2 separate regions of the Homo sapiens genome follow, and region 1 is linked to region 2. Evidence: chromatin loops called from intact Hi-C (ENCODE). Cell type or tissue: GM12878. All regions are shown on one strand. Each heading gives the region's core, and the rest is flanking DNA. Links, peaks and the distances in the headings are about the cores only.

Region 1 (2,919 bases), core at 178-2,677, 53 kb before region 2:
CAATTTTAAGAATCATCATGATGGAAAAATTAACAGTTTGGTTTCTCAGCATTACATTTTAAAAATATAAGCTATGTAAAGTATTACTCAACAAACCGTAAAAGACTTGTAGTTAAAAGGCAGTGCACTGATTGTTGTGACCTGTTTTCTAGCTCTTACTCTGCGACTAATGTGTAACAGTAGTCATTTAGCCCTTTTTCACTGAAGGAAACAGAAAAAAATTCAACCTTAAGATAAAAGGAATCCACCACAAAGTTACAAGGGAATCATGGAAACCCATGGGGGAGGGATATAGCTGAACAAAATGGGAAAAGGACCTTAATACCCTTTAAGTTAGCCTGTGTACTCTCTTGTGCATTTATGCTTTTTTTTCTTTTTTTTTTTTTTGAGATGGAGTTTCACTCTTGTCAGCCAGGCTGGAGTGCAGTGGCGTGATCTTGGCTCACTGCAACCTCTGCCTCACAGGTTCAAGCAATTCTCCTGCCTCAGCTTCCCGAGTAGCTGGGATTACAGGCGCCCACTGCCACGCCTGGCTAATTTTTGTATTTTTAGCAGAGACGGGGTTTCACCATGTTGGTCAGGCTGGTCTCGAACTCCTGACCTCAGGTGATCCACCCACCTCAGCCTCCCAAAGTTCTGGTATTACAGGTATGAGTCACTGTGCCCAGCCTGCTTTTTTTTTCTTTCAGCCTCCAGATAGGCTTTCTTTGCTTCTTTGGTCCACATGGACTAAAAACATATTACTTACATCTTATATATGTCTAGTTTTATAGTGATAAAGAAAGTAAGCAAGAGAAAGAAGGAAAGACTGAATTTCCTGATCTCAATATCATACTCCCAAGGAAAGAAATTCAATTAGAGCAATCTGGATCAGATGCTCACGGATGGTCTAATATACTATGGCAAGAAGTTTGGCATCCAGCTGTCCTGATGGCTTTGCTACAACTGTAAACGTGCAAAATGGGAGGGAGGTTAGGGAGGAGCAACTCCCAAAAGAAAAAGGATAAACAAAAACAACCCACATCAATCTGTTAAAATATACTTTATATTTTTGAGCCTCAGCTTTCTGATCTTAAAAAAAGTGTCAAGTGAGTGTTTGCTTAAAAATTTTTTAAAATGTTGATCACACTCTATCTCTAACAATTTCATTAAAATATTTAATATTTATTAAACTAATTTCAAGATGTAAATGCTACTTCCTTATTCCTTTCTTGGTGGGTCATGGGGCTTTATAAAGGCTCTCACAAGAACCACAAAAAAAGAAAAAAGAAACAGTGGTTTTATTTAAATGGAATGTCCCATACTTTTCTGACCAAGGAATAATTTTTGGAGGAATACCTGGAGATGCTTTAAGAATCACTTCACTTTACCATTTATATGAGCCCTACATTTCAGATCACAAGCTTTTGTAGGAAATACAATTTTAAGAAAACAATAACTGTACCATAAATCATTTATGTTACTTATTGTTTTCTGTCATATGCTTGAGGCCTCTGAAAAACAAAATTGCTCAAATAATTGCTCTTCTGAATCTGTGGAACTTGGGATAAACTTTTATTGGTATGAGAGCTCCCCATATCTTCCTATCTTTTTCTAATAGAATTGGTCTCTCATTGTTGGCAAAATCGTAAAGAACCCAGAGAGAGATTTCTATTCACAGTACCAAGAAAGAGGTTTCAGAAAGGAGCTGAATACAGAAACTAAAATCGGACAGCAGTTTCTCAGTGGGGTTAAGGCAGAATTTAAACTTTAGAGCACTTATTGATGTTAAGTGGAGATTCTACGGTTAAATGACAATGTCCTTTCAGTTCCTTCATTTGCAGTCAGGTTTATTTTTAAAACTTATATAGAGCATCCCCATCTCCTGCATGATGAATCAACGTAGACTTTAGCTGTGTCTTGCACGAGTGGCCAACCAATACATTTAGCCCTTTATTCCTGGAGGGGATCTACAGTTGCTGTCTTTATTACAACACTTTATTGAAAATGTGTAATTTCAGTTCCCAGTTTCAAATTGTATTTTATTAGTAAGAATTATTTGCTGTTCACTAGAAAGTGATTTGAAGCCTGAGATAATTATAGAATCATGGAACTATAAAGCGCATCCAGAGGTCACCAAGCTCACGCTCTACTCTGAAAGCAGACCTATGCCTTGGCTAAGCAAGTTATATTTCAAGCCACTTTGCCCCAGAGGAAATAATTACACATGTTCCAAATGCAGTTTAAACTCATGTTTAAAACTTTTGACCAGTTAGTGTGGCTCATCTTCACATTGGGAAGAATTAATGGAAACCCTGCAATCTAATAGGAGACTCCTTGCCATTCCCTCCTCTGTTCTACCAGGCTTTCTAAGGGCTTGGGGGTTGATACTACTGATTTAGTTCTTAGAGTATTCGGACTTTTCTTTGAGTAAAATGCTATCTAACATTTATTTCATTTCATGTATATATCACTTGAGCTGTCTTTCTTTTCTTACAGTTATCTTCAGTTGGTAAATAATGTCACCGTTTTCCTGGTCACCCAAGCTTAAACTTAAATTTATGTTGGAGTCCTTCCTTTTCCTCCAATCACACATTCAAACAGTAATTGTCTTGTGATTTCTATCCCCCAATGTATCTTCTGTTTACTATTCTTTTCCATTTCTAGTGATGCTGCCCCTACCACAGTCCAGCTTCATACAGCTTTCTCATTTGCTTCTCACCCTTGCAAAACTTCCTAGTTGGTGATAATTAGTCAGTTACAGATTGAATTCAGCTGCATGTAACACAAAACATTAGCCATATATACAGCAACTTGGAAAGCAAATAGGGAGTTTTCTGTCACATCACAATACACATGGCAGTAGGCAGCGGGATAATGTAATGGTTCCACAATATAAGGAATTCAAGATACTGTTGCCTTTCCATGCTTATATCCTTA
Region 2 (2,919 bases), core at 280-2,779:
TGCCATCTCTATGTCTGTAGGCATCCCCAAAACTCCAGGGTATACATTTCAAAGTCTCCCAAGAACTCTTTTCCATGCACTGCTCCATACATTACACAGCTCAGCAAGGATTCAGGGAAGGAATGAGATGTCTTCTCCTCCTGCCTCTCTAAAAGTATATCCCAATCAGTATGAATGACTCTCAAAGCCCCTCTCTTGGCTTTAGGGTAAAAATTCACTCCTCTATTCTTCATGATGGGGAAAGAAAACAATCACTTTTCATCTTTGTATTAGTCTGTTTTCATGCTGCTGATAGAGACATACCCAAGACTAGGAAGAAAAAGAGGTTTAATTGGACCTACAGTTCCACATGGCTGGGGAGGCCTCAGAATCATGGCAGGAAGCAAAAGGCACTTTTTTTTTTTTTTTTTTTTTTTGGGAGACAGAGTCTCGCTCTGTTGCCCAGGCTGGAGTGCAGTGGTGCGATCTCGGCTCACTGCAAGCTCCGCCGCCTGGGTTCACGCCATTCTCCTGCCTCAGCCTCCCGAGTAGCTGGGACTACAGGCGCCTGCCACCACACCCAGCTTATTTTTTAGTATTTTTAGTAGAGACGGGGTTTCACTGTGTTGGCCAGGATGGTCTCGATCTCCTGACATTGTGATCTGCCCACCTTGGCCTCCCAAAGTGCTGGGATTACAGGTGTCAGCCACCATGCCCAGACAAAAGGCATTTCTTACATGGTGGCAGCAAGAGAAAATGAGGAGGATGCAAAAGCAGAAACCCCTAATAAAACCATCAGATCTCATGAGACTTACTCACTATCAGGAGAACAGTGTGGGGGAAACGGACCCCATAATTCAAATTATCTCCCACTGGGTCCCTCCTGCAACATGTGGGAATTATGGGAGTAAAACGCAAGATGAGATTTGGGTTGGGACACAGCCAAACCATATCATTTTGCCCCTGGCCCCTCCAAATCTCATGTCCTCACATTTCAAAACCAATCATGCCTTCCCAGCTGTCCCCCAAAGTCTTAACTCATTTCAGCATTAACCCAAAAGTCCACAGTCCAAAGTCTCATCTGAGACAAGGCAAGTCTCTTCCACCTATGAGCCTGTAAAATCAAAAGTAAGCTAGTTACTTCCTGGATGCAATGGAGGTACAGGTAAATATAGCCATTCCAAATTGGAGAAATTGGCCACAACAAAGGGGTTACAGGGCCCATGCAAGTCTGAAATCCAGTGGGGCAAATTCTAAAGCTCCAAAATGATCTCCTTTGACTCCATGTCTCACATCCAAGTCACACTGATGCAAGAGGTGGGTTCCCATAGTCTTGGGCAGCTCCACCCTGTGGTTTTGCAGGGTACAGCCCCCCTCCCAACTGCTTTCACAGGCTGGCGTTGAGTGTCCATGGCTTTTCCAGGCACACGGTGCAAGCTTGTCGGCAGATCTACCATTCTGGGTTCTGGAGGATGGTGGCCCTCTTCTCACAGCTCCACTAGGTGGTGCCCTAGCAGGGACTCTGTGTGGTGGCTCCAATCCCACATTTCCCTTCCGTACTACCCTGGCAGAGGTTCCCCATGAGGCCCCCACCCTTGCAACAAACTATTGCCTGGGCATCCAGGTGTTTCCATACATCTCCTGAAATACAGGTGGAGGTTCCCAAACCTCAATTCTTGACTTCTGCGCACCCCTAGGCTCAACTTCATGTGCAAGCTGCCAAGGTTTGGGGCTTGCATCCTCTGAAACCATGGGACAAGCTGTACCTTGGCCCCTTTTAGTAACAGCTACAGTGGCTGGGATGCAGGGCATCAAGTCCCTAGGCTGCACACAGCATGGGGACCTTGGGCCTTGCCTGCAAAACCATTTTCTCCTCCTAGGTTTTTGGGTCTGTGATGGGAAGGGCTGCCATGAAGACCTCTGACATGCCCTGGAGACATTTTCCCCATTGTCTTGGGGATTAACATGGGGCTCCTGTTACTTATACAAATTTCTGCAGCTGGCTTGAATTTCTCCTCAAAAAATGGGTTTTTCTTTTCTACTGCATCATTACGCTGCAAATTTTCTGAACTTTTATGCTGTTTCCCTTTTAAAACAAAATGCTTTTAACAGCACCCAAGTCACATTTTGGATGCTTTGCTGTTTAGAAATTTCTTCTGCCAGATACCCTAAATCATCTCTCTCAAATTCAAAGTTCCACAAATCTCTAGGGCAGGGGCAAAATGCACCAGCCTCTTTGCTAAAGCCTTATAAGAGTCATCTTTGCTCCAGTTTCCAACAAGTTCCTCATTTCCATCTGACACCACCTCAGCCTGGACCTTATTGTTCATATCACTATCAGCATTTTGGTCAAAGACATTCAACAAGTCTCTAGGAAGTTCGAAACTTTCTCACATTTTCCCGTCTTCTCAGCCCTCCAAACTGTTCCAATCTCTGCCTGATACCCAGTTCCAAAGTCGCTTCCACATTTTCGGGTATCTTTTCAGCGCCCCACTCTACTGGTACCAGTTTACCTTATTGGCCTGTTTTCACACTGCTGATAAAGACATACTGGAGTCTGGGAAGAAAAAGATTTAATTGGACTTACAGTTCCACATGGCAAGGGAGGCCTCAGAATCATGGTGGGAGGTGAAAGAAACTTCTTACGTGGTGACAGCAAGAGAAAAATGAGGATACAAAAGCGGAAACCCCTGATAAAACCATCAGATCTCTTGAGACTTATTCACTACCATGAGAACAGTATGGGGGAAACCTCTGCCATGATTCAAAGTATCTCCCACCGGGTCCCTCCCACAACAGGAGGGAATTATGGGAGCACAATTCAAGATGAGATTTGGGTGGGGACACAGAGCCAAACCATATAAAGCTTGAATATAATACTTCTTAGAAGACTGCCAATCTCAGTAGTTATCTCCCTTTCCCAGTAATTATGGGCCAAAT

What was found. Hi-C counts contacts between places; a loop is a spot of excess contacts. Peaks named below come from ENCODE experiments on the same cell type or tissue, not always from the same donor. Only the 100,000 strongest peaks of a DNase experiment are listed, where the experiment ranks them.
Region 1: it touches region 2 in a loop (4-fold over the local background); 2 of 110 quality-filtered maps call a loop at or near these places.

The regions. Positions count from the first base shown.
Region 1 is chr9:78,756,200-78,759,118 of GRCh38, reverse strand. No RefSeq gene overlaps it. Among named protein-coding and RNA genes, the nearest start is that of PSAT1, 460 kb to the right of the region's middle. In GM12878, for the core only: no CTCF peak of the experiment used is centred there; a DNase peak (open chromatin) is centred at 1,728.
Region 2 is chr9:78,702,882-78,705,800 of GRCh38, reverse strand. No RefSeq gene overlaps it. Among named protein-coding and RNA genes, the nearest start is that of PSAT1, 410 kb to the right of the region's middle. In GM12878, for the core only: a CTCF peak has its summit at 1,468 (motif pointing right); no DNase peak of the experiment used is centred there.